Regions from separate parts of the Homo sapiens genome. Here region 2 is linked to region 1. The links are chromatin loops, found by intact Hi-C in ENCODE. Cell type or tissue: heart right ventricle. All regions are shown on one strand.

Region 1 (8,000 bases):
TTTTATTTTTATTATTTTTTGTTTTGAGACAGTCTTGCTCTGTCGCCCAGGCTGGAGTGCAGTGGCATAATCTCGTCTCACTGCAACCTCCACCTCCCAGGTTCAAGCCATTCTCCTGCTTCAGCCTCCGGAGTAGCTGGAATTACAGGTGCCCGCCACCATGCCCGGCTAATTTTTGTATTTTTTAGTAGAGACAGAGTTTCACCATGTTGGCCAGGCTGGTCTCGAACTCCTGACCTCAAATGATTTGCCCTTCTTGGCCTCCTGAAGTGCTGGGATTACAGGCGTGAGCAACTGCGCCCAGCCTGTTTATCTCTAATTTTCAGTATTTTGACTCTGTTCTGCCTACATATAGAGTTATTTGCAGTCATTATGCTGGTTATTTTCCTGCATTTATTAGATCTATAAGTTGATAGATTTCACCAAATTTGGGACTTTAAAGATCTTTTCATCATTTAATTTTCTTTTCTCTCTTTTTAGAATTCCAATGATCTGTGTTGTCCCACAGTCCCTGAGGCTTTGTTTATTTTTGTTCAATCTTCTCTTTTTAAAATGGTAATTTCCCTCAAATCATCAGCAAATTTGTATTTTCTTTCTTTTTTTTTAAATTTTTTGCTTCCAGTGTATTGTTGAGCCCAACCAATCATTTTTCACTTTAGATAGTGCTCATTTTAGTTCTAAAATTTTCATTCGGTTTTGTTTCGTAGCTTCCATGTCTCCAGTGATATTCCATGTCCATTTGATTGCTGTGTAGTATTTCATTATATGGACATATCACACTGTATTTATTAGTTTCTTAGAGAAAAATTGGAGTTTACTAGTTTGAGGGATTACAAAATGAAGCCACTGTAAACACGAATGCATAGGTTTTTGTACAAATATAAGTTTCCATTTCACTAAGGTAAATACCAAGGAGAATTTCTGAGCCACATGGTAAATCTATGTTTTACTTTATACGACACTGGCACTTTGTTTTACAAATATCTACCATTTTGCATTCCCACCAACAAAGTGTTATGTATTATAGCTATTCTACACCATTAGCAGAACGTGGCATTTTCAGTTAAAAAAAAAAAAAAAAACATTCCTCCTAGGAGGTGTATAGTGATACTCATTGTGATTTTAATTTGCTTTTCCCTGATAACTAATAATAATGATCATCTTTTCTATGATTATTTTGTCATTCTCATATTTTCTTTGGTGAAGTGTCTATTAATGTCTTTTCTCATTTAAAAAATTGGGCTATTAGTTTTCATATTTTTGAGTTTTGAAAGTCTTTTTGTGTAATTTGTATGCAAGTTTTTTATTAGATATGGGATTCGTAATTATTTTCTCCCAATCTGCAAATTGTCTTTTTAACTTTTAAAGTCAGATAAAGTCCAATTGATCAATTTATATGTGCTTTGGGGAAAGGATTGATATTTTTTATTGCATGTAAATAACTGATTGTTCTAGAACCACTTATGAAAAAGACTATGTTTTTTCCAAGGAAGTACTTTTGCACCTTTGTAAAAACAATCACGTATATGTCGGTTTAACTCTAGCCTCTTTATTCTGTTCAATTGACATTTGTGTCTGTCCTTTTGATAGTATTCCATGTCTTCATTAATGTAGTTTTATAACTGAGTATTGAATCAGTTATTAAAATTCCTCAAAGTTGGTTCTATTTTGTAAAATCTGTTTTGGCTATTCTAGTTCCTTTGCCTTTCCACACAAATCTTAGAATCACTTTTCCTATTTCTAAAAATTCTGCCAGAATTTTCGTTGAAATTGGGTTGTATATATGTTTTAATTTAGACAGAAATGAATTCTTAACAATATTAAGTCTTCTAATCCATGAACAAGGCATATCTTAACATTTAATTAGGATATCTTTCATTTCTCTTACCAGTATCCTATAATTTTTACCATAAAGGTCTTTCACATTTTTGCTATAGTTATACCTAAGTATCATATTTTTTGGCATTATTATACATTTATAAATTATATTAACATTTTCTATTTCCAATTTTTTCATTGCTATTGCATAGAAATGCAATTGATTTTTATATATTGACCTTGTGTCGAGCAACATAGCTAAATTCACTTATTACTTCTAGTGGTTGTTTTGGTTAATTCTTTATCGTTTTCTATGCAATCAACAATTGCAAATAGAGGGAGCTTTTTTTCCTCCTTACAACCTTATGCCATCTATTTTTCTTGCTGTATTGTATTGGGTAAAGCATTAATTATAATGTTGAATAGGAGTTATAACAGTAGATATTGTTTATTTATGATATAGTGGGAAAACATTCACTCCATTATTTTATTCCAAATTATAGACAGACTTTAGCGAGATGAATGTTGCAATATTGTATAACATAATCACATACATTCTATCATTTTTCTCATATTCTATTGAATGGAAAGAAGTTACAGGTCCAACCCACACTCAAGAGGAAGGGATCCCGCAAAAGCATGAACACTCAGAGGAGTGGATTGAGGGGCCACCTGAAGAATCTGTGTATCATAGCAATGTTTGCTTTGGGATTTATAGTTAGCATCTTGTACCTATCACTGTTTACCCATAAGTAATATCACACCCTTTCCCACATGATATAAGAAATTTGTAATGTTATACTTCTGTGTTTCCCTCCTGGCTGTTGTGCTGTTGTTGCCATACATTTTACTTCTATGTATTTTATACATTTCACAATACATTGCTATTATTTTTATTTTAAGCAATCAATTATGTTCTAAAGATATTTTTAAAATGAGAAGAATATATATATATATATATTTAACTGACATATTTATTATTTCTGGAGTTCTTTGTTCTTTTACATAGAGTTTTTCATCTGATGTCATTTTCTTTCTAACAGACTTTCCATAATATTTTTTGTAGTGCAGGGTAGCTAATGATAAATCCTTTCAGCTTTTGTTTGCCTATGAAAATCTTTGTTTTCTTTTTTTTCTTGAGACAGGGTCTTGCTCTGTCTCTGAGGCTGGAGTGCAGTGGTGCAATCATAGCTCACTGCAGCCTCGACCTCTTTGGGCTCAAATGATCCTCCTGCCTCAGCTTCCCCAGCAGCTGGGACTACAGGAACGCATCACCACACCCGGCTAATTTTATTTTATTTTTTTTGTAGAGATGGGGTTTCACAATGTTGCCCACACTAATCTTGAACTCCTGGCCTCAAGCAATCCTCCCACCTTGGCCTCCCAAAGTGTGGGGATTATAGGCATGAGCCACTGCACCCAGGCAGTTTTGTTTTCGAAAGATATTTTTGCCGAGTTTTTTTTTTTTAATAGTAAGTTGACTTCTTTTCTTTCAGTACCTTAAAGATGTCCCACTATTATTAACTTGTGTTCATTTTTACCAATGGGAAGACTTCTGTCATTCTTACCATTTTGTATGTAATGAGACTTTTTTTACTGGCTGGTTTTAAGATTTCTCTCTATCACTGGTTTTAATATTTTCAACTATGATGCATTATGGTGTGGTTTTCTTCATATTTCTTGTATTTGTAGTTCCTTGAGTTTTAGGATCTGTGGGTTTCTAGTTTTTATCAACTTTGAATATTTTTGGCAATGATTTCATCAAGTATGTGTTTTTCTATTTCTACTCTCTTTTTATCTTCTTCACATATTCTAGTTATACATAGATTAGGTTTCTTGAAGTTTTTCCATAACTCACTGATTCGCTTTTCATTTTTTATCCCTTTTTTCTCTCTGTTTTTCATCTTGTCGTTTCTATTTTTATATTTTCAAGTTTACCCCTTTTTCATCTGTAATGTATAATGTACTTTTAATCCCATTCATTATATTTTAAATCTCCAACATTATGTTTTTTTGCACCTAGGAATGTTATTGGAGTCCTTTACTTATGCTCCATATCTCTGCTTACCATGCTCACGCGTCCCTTTTTTTCTTATGCATGTGGAATGTAGTTATAAGAACTGATTTAACATCTTTGTCTACTAATTATATTGTCTATGTCACTTCTGGGTCTATTTTTATGGACGGAATTTTCTCCTCTCATTAAAATGTGAACACAATATGGCTTTATTTCTTTCTAATAGGTGTTCCCCCTTGCATTGTTATGGGATGATTAGATTGCAGTGTTATCAATGCTCTCATAAAGCAGCGGGAGCACCAGGAAAGCAAAGCTGATCCATCCTGAGGATCGAAGAAGATTTCCCAGAGGAGCACGGCATGTGAGCTGAGTGACCCAGAGTAAGCGTAGACAAAGGGGAAAAAACAAGCAAAGGAAATTCCCAGTGGACAGAAGCACATACACAAAGCACGGAAATGAGAGAAGGGTACACTCCAGGGACACCAGGGAACTCACTGTAGCTGAACTGTGGGTAGGAAATGGAAAGTGACCACGCCAGACTAGCACATGTGCCCAGCCCATGAGAACAGTTGCGCATTTGGCCGGAGAGATTGAGCTTTGCTTTATTGGCCATGGGAAGACTTTAGAAGGTGTTTTTAATTGTGGTAAACATACTTAACAGAAAATTTACCATTTTAACCATTTTAAATGTACAATTTAGTGAAATTAAGTATAATTACATTCTTTTGAAACTATCATCACCATTCATCTCCAGAGTTTTTTCACCTACCCAAATTGAAATTCTACATCCTCACTGTCTTAGTCTATTTCATGCTGCTGTAACAGAATACCTGAGACTGGGTAATTTATAAAGAAAAGAAATTTATTTCTTACAGTTCTGGAGGCTGGAAAGTCCACAATCAAGGCATCGGCAGGTTTGGTGTCTGGTGAGGGCTGCTCTCTGCTTCCAGGTTGGCTCCATGAATGCTGGGTCTCACATGCTAAAAAATAGGAAGGCAAACTAGTTGAACACTGTGTGAAGCCTCTTTTATAAAGGTCTTAATCCCATTAACCAGGGAGAAGCCCTTATGGCCTAATCACCTCTAAAAAGCCCCGCTTCTTAATCTGACTACATTGGCAACATCTGCATTTTGGAGGGGACACATTCAAACCAAAGCCTTCCAATCCTGGCCCCGAAATACCTGCCAAAATTCATGACATGCATAATACATTTGTTTTATCCCATCACCCCCCAAAGTCTTCACGCATTTCAGCATGAACTCAAAAGTTCAAAGTCCAGAGTCTCATCTAAATTGGATATGGGTTAGGCTCAAGGCACGGTTCATCCTGAGGCAAATTTCCCTTTAGCTGTGAGTCTGAAATCAAGCAAGTTATGGGATTCCAAAATACAATCATGGGACAGGCACAGGACAGACATAGGAGAATAGGCAAGAAGAAAGGAGTAACAGGTACCAAGTTAGTCTAAACCCAACAAAGAGAACACTAAATCTCAAGACTTGAGAATTATCTTCTTTGACTCCATGTCCTGCCTTCAGGACACAATGGGGTAAGGGCTGGGTCTCCAAGGCTTCTGGGGACCCTCTCTCTATTCATGCTGTAGCAGATCTCACAGGCTGGAGTTAAGTGCCTGCTTCTCTCCCAGGCTGCCATTGCACATTGGGGCCCCTATACCTCTGAAGTCTTGGGAGCATGCATGGAACCCTGTGCTGCCAAATACTGAAACCCACACTTTCCTTCACATTCTGCCATCAGTAACTGGGAGTCTCATTCCTGTTTATGAAGGAAACATTATCTCCCATGAATGTCGTGTTTACTGGAAGGAGTAACTTATTAACAATAGCTAACATGCAATGAGTGTCTTCTGGGAATGAGTGTCTTACAGGAGTGAACTGACTTGGTCCTTATAAAGAGCACTATCAAATAGATGCTATTATTCCAATATTAGAGTGAGGAAATAAGAGCTAGGGAAGCAAGGGCTTGCCTAAGGTCTCACAACAAGTGGAGGTGGAGCTGGGATTTGTCCAGGCAGATGACCCCTGACTTCACCACACAGATTTATGGAATTTGGCCATATGGTATCCATTAGCTGTTGAGACTCATCTCCTATCTCGACACTAGAGTGTACCTTAGGATTGGAGCACAAGGTGGGCCAGTCTTATAGGTTTGGCAAGTGTAGACATAGACACACTGTTCTGTGAGGAAGGCCTGGGCTGAAATTCCTCAATAATAATCTTTGACAGCCAGAGGACCCACCCCTGGACAGCATGTGCACTGCAGGTACAAGGTAGGGGAATTATGTTATGGGAGCAGTTGGCTGATGTGACACACACTTCTGCCTCATGAGTAGAGGGCTGCTTGGCCCTGCAGTTGTCACAAGAGGCAAGAAACTTCTGTTACTTGGAGAAACAGGGCCCTTTGGCAGTCTATTGCCTCCATTCTCCACCTGCCACCAAGCAGGTCTGCAGGATCCGGCCTCCTTTGGCAACCTCACTCCCTGCAATGCCCCCAGCCTATGTATCCTCAATGCTTCATCACACCAGAACCTTCCTGGAGCCTGTCTTTTTCCTAATTTCATCTTCTGTCACTGCCGTGGTGTCCAGGTTTTGCTCACCCTAAACTGGAAGGCTCTTTCCACCCTTTCTCTATTGCCATTGTCCTATTCTTTCCTACTATGTGGCTTTCCAGATTCTGCCAGGCGTAGGAAAGGAACACATGTCTTGGCGTCTGACACATTTGGGTTGGGAACTTGACTTTGTCACTTACCAGCTGAGTGACCCTGCATGTGACACTGAAATTCTCCAGTCTCAGTTTCCACATCTGTAAAATAGGGTAGTCCCATCTAACTTGCAGTATGGTAAGGTTGTGTATAAAAGGCAGCACCATGTCTGGTACATGCGGTTGATAATCACGAAGGAATGGTGATGATCCACTATAGATTGACCAACTGAAATGTGGCAAATGCACATTTATTTATTCATGCAAATGGAAACACAGATATTATATGCATTTGATGAGGTTGAATATTCACACATGCCACTGCCCAGATGGACAAAGCAAATGTTGCCTCTTTATCTACAACCTATTCTGTCCCATGAGCTCTCACCTGGCCTGGTAGTGGGAAAACTTACACTGGTTTAATTAGTGTTCTTTTGGTTGAAAATGTATTCCTTCAGGTTAATGATAAGACTCTCATACTCCATGCTCCTCCTTACCCACCCCGAGATGTGGCCTGTGTGCACAGCAGAGCTCACTGTGTCCTCATGTTAGTTGGGAGGTAGACATGCACTTCCTTGGGGCTCTTGTTTTGTTCTCTTGGTGTTCACTGCCCCATGCCTGCTTGGTCACAGGTCCCATTGTAAGCATTGGCTATTGCTTGGCTGGTGAGTTTACGGAATTAGCATTGGCATTGCTTGACTGGCCAGGTCGTGGACCTTTTTCTCAAGGGATGCTCAAGGCAGGTGGGCACCTCTGCTTGGCCCAACCTCAGCAGTTCACAGTGTTTTGTGCACTCCCAGGGTCTATGACTCCCCTTAGTAATTCTTTGCCCCAATAAGCCCACCAGTGGCATCATGACCTACTGTCTACATACCTACACAAAATGTTAAGAAATGTCAGCTCTTTACTACCCCAGCAGCTTACCCAGGGGAAGAGGAGTAGAAATTAGGGAGTTTTCTTGAGAATACTTGTTTCAAGATGAGCATGGGTTAAAAGAGTTTTCGGACCTGATGTATTTTTTTAAAAGTTTATTGAGGGAAGCCAGCAAAACTCTCTTCAACTAAAGGATTTCTAAAAATAATAATGGCCTTTCTATCCAATGGGGTCATGGAAGTTTTTTATTCCTTTTGTAATCAAGCAGGGATGTGCATTCCTAGCTCCGTTTAATCTATCATTCACATATCATATGCCAGGGGCTGGTGCCGAAAAGTGAATTACATAATGAGTGAGTGGAAGACTTTTTTTTGTGACATAGGTATGCCTTAAATTACATATTGTTCATCTGGTTTTTAAAATATGGAGTTCTATTTTTTTGTGATTGTCAAATATGTCTCAGAAAGCCTATAATTTCTCAGTGAGGAACAGAGGAACTTTTCTGCCTAATAAAGTGGAAGCTACTCTTCTGGTTCTCAAAGTATTGCTGTTTGGAGATCAGTGAGATTTATTTGTG
Region 2 (8,000 bases), 110 kb before region 1:
TTTATGACCTTGTCTGAAACACTTGCCTGACTTCTAGCACAGCCTTTTTTTGGTCTCATGTTCTCACATGGGCACAGGATGGCATTCCGACCTGAGAAGCGTGTCAGAGCTGAGCCGGGGAAGAGTAGTGAACTTGGAATCATCTACATTTTCTTCCCTCCTGTGTCCCTCCCACCACACACTCCACACACATGCCTCGGCATCCCTTTCGGCTCTCCTGTCTCCAGATGAAGAGGGAAGGTGGTGGGCCTTCTCACTATTCTCCCTGCTTCCTCCCTGCCTGGAGGGACGTACTTGGCAGAGAGCTTTCTAATACTCATCCCAAAGAAGAAAACTTGCAGGGTAAAATTTCTGACTCAGGTCAAAAGTCTGGGTGGAATGGCCTTCCCCCTGGCCTCCCAGAGGCATAGAGGCCAGGCCTCATGAGGTAGCCCTTCTGAATCCTTTGCTTTCATTTTCTCTTTGGGATCCTGGTTAGGTATCTTTTGTTGCAGAGGAGCTGCAGATGTGTCTATGTGATACTTAAAAACTTGGTTTATTCCATAGAGATTTTAGTACAAAGGCAGATGAACGGTCTTCATCCACAAACTCAACAGGTCTAGTTTGATCTTTTGCTCCAGGGGCTATTGTGTTCTGTACACATGGTGCTTCATAACCAATTCAGGGTCATATTGATTCACAATTGTGTTAAAAGAGGATTTTGGTGCTCACTTACGCAGCACATATACTAAAATTGGAATGATACAGAGATTAGCACGGCCCCTGTGCACGGATAACATGCACATTCATGAAGCGTTCCATATTTTTATTTAAAAAAAAAATTAACTGGATTTTGTCTCATCCTGAAAGATCTCTCATAAGGTGCTTTTCCCTGTTCAGGCCTCAGTAATTTCTAGGCTGTCTTCCTCCCCAGAGTACAACCTCTAATTCCTCTCAACATTGGATGCAACATAATTTGCAAATCTGACCATATCTGCACCCACTTTCCTCCTGTAAAGGGCTCTTACCACCTTCAATTACAGCATAGTGGCCAGCCCCCTCATTAGCTGGTTCTTTGCAGTCTCTGTGTCGGAGTCATCCTTGGTTACTTCCATACATGCCTGAAGCTGCAGGAAGAACTGCACACTTGCAGGTTCCAATATCACCTCGATTTCTCTGCATTTGTCATCCCCTCACCTAGATAGCTCCTTCAAAACCCATGTCAGAATTCTCCCTCCAACAATCCTTCCCTGACTTCCCCTCAGGCCATTTGGTCCTCTGTGATGGAACCCTTGCAGCTTGAACTATTTTAACACATCTCTTATTGCAGCCAGTGTCCTCCAGGGAGCCAGTAAGGCCTTGCTCAGCTCCAAATCTCTGGCATTGCACCACCTGTAGTGTAAATGCAGAGAACATTTGTGTTCCGAATGAAGGAATTAATGGTGTTATCTCTGCCTGGGAGCTGAGGTCTGGATGCCTACCATCCTTTCACCCTAACACCTCCATTTGTTACCTTAAGAAGACAATGTCCGTGCACTGCAGCTATGAACAAAATGGTCCTTCCTGGGCTGAGCGCGGTGGCTCACGCCTGTAATCCCAACACTTTGGGAGGCTGAGGTGGGCGAATTACCTGAGGTCAGGAGTTCAAGGCCAGCCTGGCCAACATGGTGAAACCCCTTCTCTACTAAAAATACAAAAAATTAGCTGGGCATGGTGGTGGACGCCTGTAATCCCAGCTACTTGGGAAGCTGAGACAGGAGAATTGCTTGAACCTGGGAGGCGGAGGTTGCAGTGAGCCGAGATTGCATCATTACACTCCAGCTTGGGCAACGAGAGCAAAACTCTGTCTCAAAAACAAAACAAAACAAAACAAAACAAAAAAGGTCCTTCCCTGGAGAAAGGAGTGGCCTCACTCTGACTTGGGGAATCTCAGTAAGCCCAGAGGAAGCTTTATCTTGAGAAAGCTGAATATAGAACTTGTTTCTAAGTACTTTTTGAGAGAAAAAAAATGATAATAATTTCAGCTACTTGAAAAATAAAAGGTGGCTTTTTTTTTGTATTTGGTTCTAAAAAAACTAGGAGATCTGCATATCTTAACATCAGCTTTGGAGGTCTATAATGTTGGCAAGAGACCTCTTGATTACAGGATGATCTTAGAATAGAGGCTGGCGAACTCCACCCAACCTTATTGCCAGGGCTCTGGATTTATGGATCCACCCATGAACCAAAACATTCTCACAGCTGTATGCCTCTATGTGTTCCTGTCATAGCAAACCAATAAAAAAGACCAAGCCTGCAGTGAGATCTCTCATACACTGGCCAGAGGATGGAGAAAAGTTTTCTGCTTTAAACTCTTGCATGTGGTTTGAGAAACAGAAGATGTTTTTGATTTTCTGGAGAGAAAGCTGGGACACTTTAAAGACCTATGAGCCCTGTTATTTAGTTCATTGCATTGTTCATTCAACATGTATTTATTGAGTACTCACAGGTACCAGGCACAATGTTAGGCAGTGCCTACCTTTTTGGGAGACAATTCTCCATGGGTCTCTTGCATTTTTCACATCTGTTGAGTGAGGCAGGAACTGCACTGTGTTCTTGACTACCTTTTCCAGGATGTTTGTGTATTAAACAGACTTGGAAGACCCAGTAGTAGCTCCCTCCAGTGCAAAAGGCAGGCATTTTACTGCCCATTATGAGATTCTGATTTTCTTGGTTCAAGATTTCTCTTCTGGAACTCCACCCACCATATGGATAAACATCCTCTGAGATCACCCACATCACCCACGTCTAACTTGGAGATGAAGAGATGCCATTCAAATATGCTGATGTCATGCTGCTTGCTGGGCTGTAAGTGCCTTTATCTCTGACCCAGGTATCTCATGTCTTCTGTCAGCATCTATGAAACTGGTATAGGCCGAATTGCTCACTTAAAAGCAGGGCAAAACCTCAGACCCTTCACAATTCTTGGCAAGTTTATATCTTCCTTTAACTTACTATTCAAAACATGAAAATGCAAATATTTTGTCACCATGTTACTGGTAAGAACCGTGGAGCACGGAGAAGTTAAGTAACTCTTCCTAGGTCACGCAGAGCTAGTTAGTGCCTGAGATGAGATTTTTGTCCAAGTCTGTCCAATTCCAGAGCCACTCTCTTTTCATAGCATCATGCTGACATGCTAAATTGCAAACATTAAAATGCCTGTAGTTCTACTTGTGGCAGTGGGCCAGCTAAAGTACTGTTGGCCCCTAAATCATTCCCGTTGCTATGATGATAAAAATCTTTAGGTAAGGAATGAAAAACAATTGAGCAGATTCTCTCCAGGGAGGACAAAAAGATAAAATCATGAAGGGGAGTTCCTTCCATTAAAAAAAGAAGAAAAAATTCTCTCTAATATTTACATAACAATTGGCTCAAAGCCTTGACCTCCTGCCGCTTCTTCTGGTGAATAGATGAGATCCATCTCTCTCCAGGCAGGATGGGCCAAGTCATGTGAAATTCAGACTAAACAATGGAGCAGCTGGAGGAGTGGGTGAGCCCCAGGGTGGGGAGGCCTCCAGCTCCACAGGCAGGGTCTGAGCCTTGCTAGATCTTTTGAAGCCCCTTTGTGAATTTCCATGGTGCATTTTCATCTTTTGTCTTGTTTAACTTGATCATTATCTTATCCATATGATAGAGACTGACTTGTTCCTTCAGTGACTCTTTATTACCTATGCAACAAAGTCCTAATTTCTTAGCTTGGGACTGAAGCCGCTCTGTGGTCAAGCCCTTATATACTGTGCAACTGGCCCAAGCCTCCCTTCTTCTCTAAAGCCTTTCCTAAGTCCATCTCACTCCCAAGATAGAACTGATCTCTCTCTCCTTAGTGTTTTAAATTGATCTGTATCACTACTCTCTCAGCATCCATAATACTTTAGGGCTTATATATATTTACATGTTTATCTTCTCCCCTAAGCTAGGGACCCCTGAAGGCAGAGGCTGCTATATTCAGCTATGTAATTTCAACACTTACATGGTACCTAATAAATGTTTGTGGATTACAGCTATATACTCAGACACACACACATATATATTATCTATCTGTCTCTGAATCTGAAATTTAATCACTAAATACTCTTAGTTTGGGAATGAGCACTTTGAAGAAGCACAAATCATCTAAGAAGTGTTGGTAGGGATGCTTTGGCATGATGTAATCTAGATGATCACTTTCCTTTTCATAAGACTGGCCTGGGTGCAAGCGTCCTGGGTGCTGGAAGTGTGGATGAGGTGTGACCGGGCTGGCAGCACTTGCTATCTCTATAAGCTAATCATCCCACCAAGAGCAGATAGGCTCCACTGCATTATCTCTCGCCACCAGGAGAGACCTCTCAACCAGGCCAGCTCTGACTAGGGATGGGGATGCTGGCAGAGGTGCCTGGGCCATCACTGTCCAGGGCCACTGGGTGGCAGAGACCTGGCTGGGGATTCTCTGATCCCAGCACTGGTCAGTCATGCCAGCATCCATGAGTCTTGATGCCACCTGCTCTGCTCCCTGGGCAGCTCCTGCTGACTCATCTCAACCTCCTGAAGGGAGGCCAGACAGGCCTGAGTTAAATGGCTCCTCTGCCATTAGAAACTGTGAGACCTCCAGTAAAGCTCATTGACCTTTCTGCACCTCAATTTCTACAGATCTAAAGGGAGGATAAGGATATCCACTTGCCAGGATTATTTCGAGGATTAAAGGAGGCTTATGTGCAAAGAAGCTGGGATTTTCTACAGACAGAGCTCTGTCCCTTTCCCTCTTCTTCCAGCCCTTCTCTGCCCCATCCCCTCTCTTCCTTTCCTCTCCTCTTTCTTCCTTCTTAACAGTCTTTTTGACTCTTTGGTGTGTGCAAATTTGTGCATTATTTACCCCAACTAACACTGGTTGCAGACGTGCTGCAGAATGACTTAGTGCATTGCTGGAGGAAGTATCAGATTTAAAAACCTGGTCCCTAATCTAAGAGAGGATTATTAATTGCCCACAAGTGTCCACCAGTGTGCACTCTGTGTGTGTGTGTGCATTATCTCTTTAAGTTGCCCTGCTCTCTGGTGTGGCCATCTGGCCTCTGCAGTTAGCCTGCAACAGTTCCCTCCTCGTGGCATCTGAGCTAGGCCACCTGGGACAAACCAGCTCTGCAGCTTCCATGTCATCACTACTGCTGCTGAGCCTGATTCTGGCTGGGTCTGGGGACCCAGTAGACTGGGAGCAGACTGTGTTTCAATTGTTTTCCAGGACACTAGGCAGGCAAAAGAGTGAGGATAAAGGGAGGTGAGGAAGGGGAGGTGAGTGGCCAGGGAGTCAAGCTTAGTATAGACAGCCCCTGGGCCCAATGAGGGAGAAAGGAATGAGTTACCATCATCCTTCCCCCACATAGGCACCTGCTCTCTAGGAGGCCTCGAGAGCCCTGGGCTCATCCTCTTCTGGAGCCTTTTCACCCCAATGAGTGTCTATGTGTAGGTTCTGGTGCCTCCTCTGTGCTCACTGGACAGTGATCTGTGCTCCCAAACCTGGAAGATGTGGGTGCTCAAAAACCTGAAATGGCATTGCCACAGGAGGGGATGTTAGAAACCATTTACCTGAGTGTTTCCAAAATGTGCTCCGAGGACCACTTGGTCCACGAGTTCCTAGCAGGTATCGTGTGAGCAAATGGGGTCTCTGGTTCAACATGCTTGGGAAAGGCTATGTGCACAGCTCCCCTCCCACCAGTGTCAGCATCCACACTGGGCCAGTGAAGACGCTGAGGAGCCTGCACTGCTTTCACTTTACATGATACATCATTTTCTAAACTGACTTGTGCATATTCATTGGGCCTATTTATCGCCATTTTTGCCACACTGGTGTTCTGAAGATCAGTGTGGGCCATGCAGATACAGCCAAGCCCTTTATTTCATAGATGAAGGCCTGCGAGCTCGGGTCACCAGGAAAAGGTCTCACTTTTGGACCAGGCTTCTGCCATCACTGCTTCTGTGAGCTCCCAGCTCATCTCCCCCACCACGGCCCCAGGATTGCCAGCTCCTCTGACAGGTGGACCCCCCACTGAGCTCACATTCCCCGTAATCCTCCCAGGGAGATCTTTGGGACCTTTCTGCCAACTCCCAAGTGGAGATGGTGCAGCCTCAAGAATCCTGAGCCCCAGGGAGTACCTAGGTGACCCCAGCACCTGGCGTGCAGTCTTTAACCTCATAGCTGCTGGTCCTTGGAGTGACAGCTGAGCTGTTGGGAATCTTGGAAAAACTCGCCTGGAAGGGGATGGTTAACCAGTTCATCTTCTCTTCCTGTTACTCTGTGATTTTGAGTGACAGCTACTCCTCAGGAAGTGTGCAGAAGTAGTGCAATGAAGAATGTTTGTTTACCGCTGCACACAGTTGCTGACACTGGAAGACAGGGAGGTCTGAGCACTTGACCCTCAACGCTGGGAGTCAGGCACAACAGAGGTGTCATTATCAGCATCATTTGTACGTGAGGGAGGAGAACACGGGGGCCAGAGGGGTCAAACAAGTTGTTCAAGGTCCTGGGACCAGGAAAGGGGAGCTGGGACCCAAAGCCATCGAGCGGAGCTCTGCAGCCTCTGCTTCCACCCCTGGGTGCCACGGTCACTGTGATTGGAAGGACAAGACTCACTCATATTTTTGGATCAGGTCCATTTGTTCTAATACTGCACCTTGGAAAATCAACACTTCAGCTAGTGCCCTGGCCACTGGGAACGGCTATTTCTAGAGGGACATTTCACCCTTCCTTTTGTTTCCTGCAGCTGGTGCCCCTGTAGGGAAAGGAAAGCTGGTCACTTGTCCTTCCTCCCTTGGCAGGCTTGGGAGCCGCCTGTACTGGCTGTGCTCTCTGGGAACTGGCCCCCACAAGAGCCAGAAATGAACTGTCCTGGCCCCGTCAGAGAATATAATATTGCACAGGTGAAAAGCAAGCCCTGGGTGGCGTTTATCTTTCCCCAGATAACTACAGTAATACTGTTGGACTCGGAATGCTCGGTTACATTTCAAATTTATTTCCAATCGTTCTGAGCTGGATCAATGGCAGACAAAGGTACCTTTTAGCTCTGGCACCTGCTGTTCCCCCCAAATGTCAAGGACTGACATTTGATGCCATTATCCCCAGTCAGCATACAGATGACTTATTTCCTTGCTTCCCCAGCCCCCGGGTACCCCAGCACCCCCTCACCCTCAACAAGGACTTTCCTGCCAGTGAGCTGATGTTGTCCTGCACTGCCCAGGGGGCCCCATGTGCCCAGATTTTCTCCCACCTCCGTGGAGCAAAAGGTGGCCTCTGGGGTGGCCATCGCCTCCCTGGGTCCCTGGGAGTGGCCTCTTGTAGCGCGAGTCCTCCTCCGTTCCTCCCTGGGCAGGCACCTAGTGTTTCCAGGTGGCTATCTCGGGAAGAATCAAGTGCTCTCTCTCTCTGTCTGGTGGTATCAGCAGGGGTGCTGGGCGATGGGGTGTATTTTTCCTGATGGAGATGGGGGAGGCATTCAGGGAAGTGAAGTCTGTTGTCCCTCAAATAAAGTACTCCTTTCTGCTGCTATCACCAGCATCTTGGAGGGCAGGGTCTCCCTGCAGGGCTGCATCTGCACTCTCAGCAAACTCCGTGCCCTTGGCCTCATTGGTGTGGTACGTGCCCTTGTGCCGGTACATGTAGCGCAGCATGACGAAGAGGAGGGAGACTAGGACGATGGCCACAGCAGCAATCACACCTGCAGGTGGGAAGAGGTGCAAGGGTCAGTCTGAGGCAGGGGCTCTGGGGCCTGGGATGGTGGTCAAGACCCACAGGGGTTGTGTGAGGACAGATACAATGCCACAACCAAAAGAGATGCTCCTTGATTTATGATGGGAGCCAGGTTCCTGTAAGCCCATAATAAGTTAAAAATACTGTAAATGAAAAATGCATTTAATACTCCAAACCTACTGAGCATCGAAGCTTGGCCTAGCCTACCTTAAGCAGGCTCAGAACACTTAACATTAACCTAAAGTCATGCAAAATCATCTGACCCAGA

What was found. Peaks named below come from ENCODE experiments on the same cell type or tissue, not always from the same donor. Only the 100,000 strongest peaks of a DNase experiment are listed, where the experiment ranks them.
Region 2: it touches region 1 in a loop (16-fold over the local background); 2 of 110 quality-filtered maps call a loop at or near these places.

What each region holds. Positions count from the first base shown.
Region 1 is chr2:126,582,811-126,590,810 of GRCh38, reverse strand. The region is part of intron 2 of LOC105373602 (a long non-coding RNA gene); the gene reads left to right. Among named protein-coding and RNA genes, the nearest start is that of GYPC, 69 kb to the left of the region's middle. In heart right ventricle, no CTCF peak of the experiment used is centred here; a DNase peak (open chromatin) is centred at 4,362; H3K27ac peaks cover 1,885 bases.
Region 2 is chr2:126,695,646-126,703,645 of GRCh38, reverse strand. GYPC (glycophorin C (Gerbich blood group)) reads right to left here. Exons shown (of 4, transcript NM_002101.5): 4 at 6,979-7,700. The coding sequence ends at 7,504. It also overlaps the pseudogene RNU6-675P. Among named protein-coding and RNA genes, the nearest start is that of GYPC, 43 kb to the right of the region's middle. In heart right ventricle, no CTCF peak of the experiment used is centred here; a DNase peak (open chromatin) is centred at 6,755; H3K27ac peaks cover 5,858 bases.